Regions from separate parts of the Mus musculus genome. Here region 2 is linked to region 1. The links are chromatin contacts, found by Hi-C in ENCODE. All regions are on one chromosome and are shown on one strand. The core of a region is the stretch at or near the end of the contact, and the rest is flanking DNA. Distances in the headings are between cores, read along the strand shown.

Region 1 (5,140 bases), core at 1,467-3,966:
ACATATCTAATACTGTCATGGTGGCTGGAGTACCACCAGAACAGTGAAGTGCCACAGATACCAACACACGGCAGTCGGTACGTAATACAATACTCAGAATTATAACCAAGCCTTCCCTCACTTACTTGTTTGAGACAGTGTCTCACATAGCAGCGCAAGCTGGCCTCAGGCTCTCTGTGTAGCCAAGCCTGACCTGGGACACCCACTTTCCCTGCTTTCTGTTCCCATACTCCCTTATTTGGGAGCTCTATGGTTAGGGTAATAAGGGAAGCTAAGTTTGCAGGGAATGTGCCAGGGGGTGGGGAGCCATTACCATCCTGCTGCAGAGCCCCTGGAGCACCGCCATTGAAGATTTGATCAGCGTGATTTAATATGAACTCAATCACCACCTGCTGGACCCGGACTGCCAGAAACGCCGCATCTCCATTGCAAATAGTGGCTTCGATTTTCTTACTCCTGCGCGCGGAAGAAACATATTCAGAGTGAGTCTGCCTCACAACAGGAGGTAGTGGGGATGGCCTGTGAGCCTTTAACTTTTCACGACCAATCAGAGAGAATCTCCCAATGGTGGTGAAGCCCAACCCACTGAATAGATTGGATCACTGCTGCATGGTCCACGTTACAGGACTATACACACAGCCCATCAATATACAGAACTGACTTCTTTTGACTTCATGGGATTCACTCCTGTCTTTACTCAGGTGTCCCATGGGTCAAGTCATTGCTTGTGATTTCCATGAAGCAGTTGATTCAAGTTATAGCCATCTGTCGCCTCACCACAGCAAAGAAAAGACAATGAACTTCAGAGCCCCAAAAAGCCTTTTCAAGAAGTGGTAACATACAGACCCGTATCTTTAGCCACACCGGGGTAATAGCCAACAAATGCCTTTAGAACCAGCGTTTCCAAGGGAGCAGGCTAAGAGCTTAAGACCTTAACGGCAGTTTCAAGCTGTATATGCTATAAAAAGACCACTCAGCCATGCCGTCAAGTGCTTTATCTCTGAAGGACCCAGGCTTTGCTGCTCTGAGCCCACGCGGTGGTAGTCACCTGAGGAGGTTTGGGGCCCACACCAGGGCCAGGTTCCTGGCGTGCATGTTGGTCTTGCTGCTGAATGAGGCGATGTGGGCCAGGTGTCGAATCAGGTATTCCAAGGTCCTGAAAGAGTTCGTTTGTTCAATTGATTTTTGGCAAAGTAAGAAATGTCAGTGCCTATGTGAAGTCTGCCATGTGGAGGTCATACCCAAGTTGGGATGAAGGAGTCTCTGTCTTATGGACTTTGAAGGAACACTGGGGAGAGATCAAGATTGATGAAGGGCCACTTCCTTGACTCCAGGGCCACTGACTCAGGATGGGGACAGATGTCAGCACTGTAAGATGTCAGATGAAACTGTAGGTCCAGGGACAGAAACAGAGCATCACAGGCCGCAGGCCCAGAGCTCTTAGTGACAACTTACTTCTTTCTCACCCTGGGGAAAATTCACTTTCCCACAATCCTCAAATAGGTTCTCATCTCGATTCTCAGGGATAGCTGTCTAGCTACAGGCTACCTGGGTTCTTGTCAGTGGGCCCGTTTCATAAACGAATGTTTGTTGACTTTAGGACGTTCTTTATAATACCACATCAAATTCTGCTAACCCTGGGAAAGTTAGTACCACTCCCGATAATCTGTTTGATAGGAAGGATAGGGATGATGTTTGGGGTAATCTTAAGATGCTCATGAGTCATAGTCACCCCCAACTTTAAGGTTTGGAAACCTGGGTTTCCAAAGGCTTCTTTGTAGTATAATTCAGCTTATAAACCAAAGCTGTCACAGTGAGGCTGGCTTGTGTGACTGTGATGACATTCTTTGGTACTCTGATGAGTATCCTGCAAGTGGAAGCAGGTTGTCCTCGGCTACCAACATCCCTGGTTGGACACCCGATCGTCCTGATAACACCGACTGCTCATTAATTTCCAAAACGCCTCCAGGAAAGCCACCATCCACTTGCTCCAGTTGTCACATGTCCCTGCCTCCTGGATGTTTTACCACACGGAGTCTGAGCGTTTCTTACCTATAATGGGGTGGGGGAAGCTCCAGGATAACATTCTGGATTCTGGCCAGCTGGCCTTCTTCTGGGCGATGAGACACTGCTTCCTGTGGAGAAGAACATGAAGTACCCAGTGAGCATCCAGGAGCCAGGACCCTTCCTGCATGTCCTGGTCTTATTCAGGACTCAGATCTTCCAGCCTTACAACTGCACCTGCAGATCCTGTCCCAGAAGCACTGGTGTCTGTGTCAATGGCAAGCCACATGCCCTTTCTGAGTCCCAGAGTCAAGGGTCTTCACCCTGTATGCACACAGGAGTGGGTGGGTCTCTGGGTGCCCTCAGAGGTTGTTTGGCGTCTGAGAAAGAACGTACAGGATTGAAAGGTGTCCTGCATGGCAGAGAGCCATAGACGCTTACATTCAGAGAGACAGCACAGGGACACACGTCTTTGGGTGTGAACAGCTACATACTTGTCACCTAGCCTGTGACTATTCCATGACTCCTAGTCTTCAACTGCTGCCTGTTTTGTCTGCCAAAAGGCAGAGAAGACGTGCCTTTCTTATCAGGCACAAGAGTTTTGTCCCCAGGATCTGGCGGCCTTGCTCTGATTTGCTATCTGCTTATATCCTGTGTGGGCATCTTGTTCCCGGCAGTCCAGGGCCTTGCAGGGGAGGCAGGAACACCATGAGGACAACGTGATGACAGGCTGGCTCATGTCCATCTCTCGCTGGCCCTAGGCTGCCTTGTGACACAGCATCCCTAACGATTCTTCAATTCTAGCCCTGTTTCCTATCTTGAGAATATATCCTGCCTGTGTGTGATGACTAAAACTGACAGTCAACTTGAGGGGATTCTAAAATCACTGAAGAGACATGTCTTTTGGTATGTCTGTAAAGGACTATCTAGATTAGGTTAATTGAAGTGAGGAGATTTAGGCACCCTAAATATGGACAGTGCCATTCCATAGGCTGGGATCCTGTACTGAATAAAAAAGAAGTAAATTGAGCCAATCACAAGCATTCTCTGTTTCTGGACTCAGGGCAGCGTGGCTAGCTGTCACCTGCTCTTGCATCTACTTTGATAACCACTGCTGGCTGCGATATAAGCAAAAATCAAGATTCAAATCTGGGGGTTTTGCACACCATTCACCCACATTTATTTGTTAGCTGGCATTTCTGGATCGTCCTTCCATTGTGGAGTACTGGGTGTGGCTTAGTGGTGAGAACATTGGCTTAGCGTGCACAAGGCCCTGGGTTGGATTTCCAGCCCAATGAAACAAATGATCAGAGTTCCTTGTAAGGCACTGCACAGTTTGGTGGTGATTGCATCTTCTTAGAAGGGCGAAGCAGGAAGGGAGTGAATTCAAGGCTTGCCTGGGCTACAGACTGTATTTATATCAAGATCCAGTTTCAAAAGCCATTATATTTATTATTATTCCTTGTGTATTTACGCATGGTATATATGTGAAGGTTGAGAATAGCCTGCAGAAATTGGTTCTCTCTTACCATGATGGATCCCAAGGATCAAACTCAGGTCACTGAGCTTGGCTGCAAGCATCTTTAACCACTGAGCCATCTCACTGTCCTCCATCCTAAAACTTTAAAAGGGATTGTGGCCCTAGCTCAGTGACAAAGCACTTCTTACCACATAAGAGGCTCTGCATCTAGTCCCTGGCACCACAAAACAAACAAAAGCCCAACAACAACAATTAACATTCACAGTTATACTCTTAGCAATGATAGCTTTTAGACACTACTCACTGAGAGCCGAAGCCAATTAACTTTGGGGAACACTCACTGTCTGCTGGGCCCTTCTCTCAACCACATCTACTGTGTATGTTCTGATTTAAAAGGATTCTAAGGTCCTGCCTGGGTCTCCCTACCCCTCTTGCCCCTGTTCCCAAACCACTCCTGTGCTGGGCAATGTCTGTGCCAGCATGCTCGTTTACTTACTTACTTGTAAATTTAAATTTTTTTTGTTTTCGAGACAGGGTTTCTCTGTGTAGCCCTGGCTGTCCTGGAACTTACTCTGTAGACCAGGCTGGCCTCGAACTCAGAAATCCGCCTGCCTCTGCCTCCCAAGTGCTGGGATTAAAGGTGTGAGCCACCACCGCCCGGCTTAAATTTCAATTTAAAGTAAGCTTACAAAGTGACAGGTTTCATTTTGGCATTTGAATTCTGTGTACACGCGTGCACCAGCCAGAGAAGTATGACTCTTGTCTTCCTGTGTGCCTATTCCTTTTGACACAGGGTCTCCCACTGAGCCCAGAGCTTGACAGTTAGCCATAGAGATCCTAATGTCTCCTGCATCATCGGTGCCTATGACGTCATCCAGTTTTTACGTGGACAATGAGAACCAGCATTCAGGTCTGTGGCTCGTGCATCAAGTGCTCTTACCTACTAAGCCACCTCCCCAGATCTCATAACTAATCCCCTTTTCAATGGAAGTAAAACATATCTACGTATGTATGTACATATGTATGTACGTATGTATGTATGTATGTATGCATGCATCATCTATCCGTCTATTTACTTGATATATGCACACTATTTTAAAATGGCAGTCAGATACCTCAATGCGGGAAACTTGGGTTATCTTTCCCTAAGAAGAGGGACGTGTGTTGGAGTGCCATAGCCCCAGCTCCCACTCTTCCGGTGGGTGTGCCTGCTGTGAACGGAGCGAGTATCAGCACCTGCTGCCTTCTCTGCCTTTGGAGATCTACAAGATCGAGGGTCAGGGGCACGTGCAGCCTCTCTAAAGGAGCTCCACACCTACCTTCTCTTTCCCATTACTTAGGAAACAGTAGCAAGGGCCACACTCCCAGCACTCAGGGAGAAGGGAAGGGGAAGGTGAGCTCGCCAGGCAACCGGGGCTGCAGAATATAACATGGATGCTCACAGTTTGGTCCCATCGTGCAGTGCACACAGGGAGGGCTCAGGATTGTCCCTGCATAGCCAGGACCAAGGTCTGCAGAACTTTGTGCCGTTCCCCTCTTTAAAAAGGCATCTAGATCTGCGAGTCGGGGCACTAGCCAGTAATAACAATGGAAAACTGAAAGACGGGTTTGGGGGATAAGAGTGCAGGTGGAGATAGCGGCCCTCATGGAAAGTTC
Region 2 (5,140 bases), core at 761-3,260, 170 kb after region 1:
AAACATAAATTAAAATAGGAAAAGAGAGGGAGGGAAGGAGAGATGAAGGAGAGGAGGAAGAGAGGGATGGAAGGAAGGAGAGATAGAAGGATGGAGGGAGGGAGGGAGAGAAGGAGAGAGAGTGCATGGGGCTTAGGTCTTTCTCTCTGAACAGGCGACTCTCAGAGATGTTTTGTCTTGCCTTCCATTTAGCACCCAGTGTTAGGGGCTGGTTTGTGACCCTCACACACCTCTTATTCTCAGGCACCACTTTCCTCATATATGTAAATTTCTTTACCTGACAGTACTGGGAAGGGAATAGGCAGGATGAGATGACTTACAATTAAGGGTCAAGCAGCAGAGAGCAGAAATAGCTGTGTCACTAACAGCAGCTGACTGTGTGTGTCTCTCTCGCCTTAAGTGTTTTCTTACAAAGGAGTATCCCTTGTGAGCCCCACCCTATGGAAGAACTCCCCAGTGACCCAGCCCCTCCGTGGCTTATTTCAATCACTCAACACCCTGGGAGGCTCTTTACTTTTAGAAGTGCTGATTTCAAGAGGTTAAAAGTGTATTTCTTTCTCTCTCTTCTTCTTCTCTTGTACCTTCGTTAAGATTGTTTTCTTATGAAGTTATTCATATCCAGGGTGTTGATATCTCCTGACACACTGAATAAGTTGACAAACAATTGCTCATTAATCAAACCAGTGTTCAAAGCAGAAGAGAGGTGAGGCTCACCTACCAGTCATGCGATTGCATTTTTGAGTTCAGTACCTCTTTTCCTTGCTCAGATTTCTTGCATGAAAGAATATACAAACCACACCTCAAACTCACCCACACTAGAGAAATTTGGATTAAGAAAACAGAAGGGAGGGAGTAGGGGAGAGGGAATGGAAGAGAAGGACAAACAGGGGCCTTCCCCTTCCATGTGGGCTCTGTCCTAGATAGGCATCAGTGGCTCATCAGGCTGTGGGCAGCCTGCAGAGCCATCAAGCCCAGATTGCAGAGGAGGGTCCAGCAGATGCTGGACGGATCCACACTGGTTCGGAATGTACGCAAGAGTGAGAAAAAGAAAATTTGAAGTTTTGTTTACTCCTCTTGCCTAACTTCCCTTGCAATCTAAATGTTTATACAAGTCCCTTTGGGTAGTTAAAAGAAAATACAGGAAAGTTTTTTTTTTTTAAGCCTAGTATAAGAGAAAGCAAACCAGCAAAACACAAGAGCAGTTTTACACTCATTGGGAAGATTTATCAAGAGAAGAGCTACTTCCTCATGGAACTAGAAAAATCACAGCATCTGTATTAGCTATATAAAGAAAATAACGCACAGGCACGAAGTGTATTGCCTTTTTTCCTGCTGTGTTTATCAGTTTTGCTCAGCAAGAAATGGTCTATAAGCATCGCCTTGACTTTTATAAAGACCTTAAAATTAATTTAAAAAAACCATCAATGTCCTTAAAAATGCCTAAAGCTACTGAGAAATGAAAATTTAGGCTTGTAACCATAATTATAAAAGTACAAATATCCAATAATACTGGTGTTACTCGAAACAATTTGTGTAAAAAGATAAGAATAAACATATTTATAACCTGCAGCTCCTGATGGATCAACTCATTAGTGAACAGTAAAGATCGGTCTTGTAAAAGTAGCCTTGATTAGATAAAACTAATTTGTTAACTTACTCTAGCCCACATACTGATTACACAGACCTGTTTGCAGAAAAGACCTGTGAAGAAACTGACCCACAGATCCTTTTAAAGGAAGGCTTGTCAGATCAAATGATTTCTGACAAAAACAGGAACCGTTGTCAGGCAAAGGGACAGATAATTAGCCAAAGAACATTTTCCAGAAGAGTTATAAGATCTCAAAATTACAAAAGAGACAGATTCTAATGTTAGTTACAGTGTATAGCCCCTGTTTGTCCGTACTCGCAGGAGAATAGAGAGCCAGTGGGCTGCTCTGAGAAGTCTCTGTACTCACACCGGCTGCCTGGTCTCCTCTGCCTTCTTCTCCGGTGCTGCACAGACTCACTCTGCAGCAGGCACCAGCCTGAGATGCTTTTCTACCCCACTGTATCCTCTGACGCTCCGGTCCGGGGAAGGGTGGTCTGTGAGTGGGAGGAGGCATCTCACATGGGCCGCGCCTGATGCTGCCTGAACCTGCCTGGCTGAGCAGGAAGCACTGTGGGCAGATCTCTGCTGCTTTGGAATGTACATCTCTGAGTGTGTGTGTGTGTGTGTGTGTGTGTGTGTGTGTGTGTGTGTGTGTGTGTGTGTGTGTGTGTGTTTAGCTGTTGTTCCTTAGCTTGATCGGATCACTAAGACTTTGCTTATTAAAGAAACCAGCTCATGCTCCCTCCTCTACTTGCGCAGGGTCAGGGCCAGGGCGAGTTTCTGTAACCACACCACAGGCTATATTCGAGGGGTCACTAATATTCATTAGGTGAGTATCTCAGCAACTACTAAAGGAGAAGAAAGTTGGAAACACAGATGGAGAAATGCAAATGAAGAGACAGGATCAAGTAATGCTTTTATGTCTAACTAGGTCCTTCCTGTCTCTGTCCCTTCCTTCAGGACCACTGAGCCACGTAAACACAGCGTGAAGAATATTGCTTTTAATGGGAAAATAGCAACACATGGTTAGTTTAGTCTGGTGTTGAGGGGTAGTAAAGGCAGCAATATTAGAAAGGTCTGAGCACTTTAATCAATAGATTGGGAACTCCTCATAGATTAGTGCTATCTCCCCAAAGGCTCTTCTTACTCAGGAGACAGAGTTAGCATGCAGTGCGCTCATTAGCAAGTACCCTGAGATCCGTGACCATAGAAACACGAGCAGGATGTAGGTGGGACAGCCTCGGCTACGCACTGACAGCTTTGAAGAGAATGGCCTGTCTGAGCTCTGCACTGGCTGCCTCTGTGACCTATGTCTTTAGGTGAGGGTACCGTGAGGAACAGATGTCCATAGCTGTCCAGTTCCTGAGCAAGACTGACGATGGGACTCAGTCAATGTTTGAAAGGGGACAGTGTGAGATGCCTATGTCCCTCTCCATGCCTTCTTCCCCCTCAGTGTTCCAGAGTCCGCTTGGATGACCAGGGCAATTCATCCAATAAAATTCTACACAATGGTTAGAAACGAAGCCACATAAAAACAGTTCCAGGAAAATAAGTTTGGCCATTTACTCAACAAATGTTTGTGAAAGTTCACGTTGCCTCAGGACCAATTCTAGAAGCTAAAGACGAAAAGCAGCAAATTACAACGTAACAAAACAGCTCTGCTTACCAAGTATTCTGTCTGAGTCGATACAACTTTATTTTTTTTTTCTAAAAATAGATATGAATTTCAGCTTTAGGAAGAACTTTCAGCAAATGTTAAGAGGAAGCCATTTGGGTGGTAAGGTTTGGGCGACTGCTATAATGTTTGCAGTCCACACGCATTCTTGCAGCACCTAGCTTACGACTTTCCAAACATAGGTCATCAAAAGGAGCTTCCTTGGCAATCTGTGAGCAAGGAAAGGGTAAGGAAGCAAAGACTGGTTTCCATCCATGTGCCAGGCACGTTATACTCTCTTAGGGCTGCGTGGAGAGAGACATAAAAGATTCCAGGGCTGGAGAGATGCCTCAGGAGCACTTGCTGTTCTGCCAGAGGACCTGACTTCAGCTCCCAGGACCCACTTCGCAGGGTCACAGGTGCCGGTAACCCCACCCCCAGGGAAGCTGGTGCTCTCTTGTGGTCTCCGAGGGCACACAGATAATGATATGTGTGTATGTATGCATGCATATGTATGTATGTGTGTGTGTGTGTGTGTGTGTGTGTGTGTGTGAGAGAGAGAGAGAGAGAGAGAGAGAGAGAGAGAGAGAGAGAGAGAGAGAGAGAGAGAGAGAGAAAGAGGGAGGGAGGGGCATGCAGGTGTATAATTTTAAAGAACCTTCACAGGTTTGACAATCTTTTCAGAAGAGACAAAGGGAACAGAAAACCCAGTAGCAGGAGACCAGGAGGAACAGGTTCATTTTCAGATAACTGCAATTGATCAGTTGTGGAATTTGGAATCCTTACTGTGAAAGTATGACAGATTTATTTTTCTAGTAACTAATTGCTAACTGTTTTGTGAAGGTTTTCTTTCCCCTTAACCATATCCTAACTTGACCAAAAAACCTAATCTGTGAATTCTCATTGCAAACAAAACAGAACAGAACAGAACAGAACAAACAACCAAAACCCAACTCATCAACGAAATATGAAGCAAAAGCAAAACCAAAACCAAAACCAAAAAAAAAAAAAAAACAATTAAAAAGTAAAACAAACAAACCTAACAAACCCAAGATTCCCCCCATCCCTCCGTTACAATTTAGGTCAGAAACCCCAGTGGTTGAGGAAGAATGGGAGAAGATAGAGGGTTCCCGTATAACAGTCCTAAGAGTGGAACCAGACCTCTGTGTGACTAGATCAGCAGAGGTCTCCGAGCTTTTTTGTAGTACACCAGGCCAAAAAAATCCAGCAGGTAGGGTCGGTAGAGTACACTCAGAGCCAAATGGCTCTCCGGGCCAGCCATAGGTGCTCTGCCCACACCTGGTGTGCAGCCAGTTTGTGCCCTGTGATTTCATCCCGACTCCATTCTGAAGCCAAATCCATCGTCTGTAGCCCTTATAAGTTATAAGTCTGCCCTCTCTGCCTGACCAAACCCGGCATCCTTAACTTTCCACTCTGTGTTTGAAGTATGCCTGGTCCCACACAGTGTCTAAAAACCCCTGGAAAAATCACTTTCTTTAGTGAGTCTTGAGTTTTGGTGAAAACTTTCTTGAAATGAATAAACTTAACAGGGCTTGAGTTTCAATAGACATTGTTTTTTCTATTTAGCAATTTGAGGCGGGAACTAAGGAGGAAGTGGGGGGCTGTGATGAGGATGTCATGTGAATATATAAGTTAGTGGGGAAAAAAAAACAAACCAAAAGTTAGTAGACATACCTATAGTCCCTTCAGCTCTGAGAGATGATGATAAATTCAGATAAATTTAGTTAACTCAGTTCACGTGCTTAGGTGATAGATAGTAATATCAACACGGCTTCTACCAGCTCCCCTAGACATTTCCCGTAAAAGAGACAGCTCCATGCAAACAGATCTTTACTTTAGAAGGGATTATGGACCATTTAATCCTCATCGATGGCTCT

The links. Hi-C counts contacts between places; a loop is a spot of excess contacts on that map.
Region 2: a map of ES-E14 shows a loop between it and region 1 (2.1-fold over the local background). The contact joins the promoter of Upk1b here to the enhancer-like site in region 1. A Hi-C loop is called at or near these places in 5 of 37 maps with a recorded cell type or tissue (ES-E14, T-helper 1 cell, T-helper 17 cell and 1 more).

Annotation. Positions count from the first base shown.
Region 1 is chr16:38,623,499-38,628,638 of GRCm38, forward strand. Arhgap31 (Rho GTPase activating protein 31) reads right to left here. Exons shown (of 12, transcript NM_020260.2): 4 at 2,053-2,135; 5 at 1,049-1,156; 6 at 314-456. Gm36482 (a long non-coding RNA gene) reads left to right here. Exons shown (of 6, transcript XR_003951954.1): 3 at 4,278-4,394. Among named protein-coding and RNA genes, the nearest start is that of Gm36482, 11 kb to the left of the region's middle. Within about 2 kb of position 2,717, at least 2 of the 3 ENCODE cell types and tissues checked have a DNase peak (open chromatin) inside an H3K27ac peak, as active enhancers do.
Region 2 is chr16:38,798,193-38,803,332 of GRCm38, forward strand. It overlaps Upk1b (uroplakin 1B), which reads right to left and starts at 2,011. Exons shown (of 8, transcript NM_178924.4): 1 at 1,956-2,011.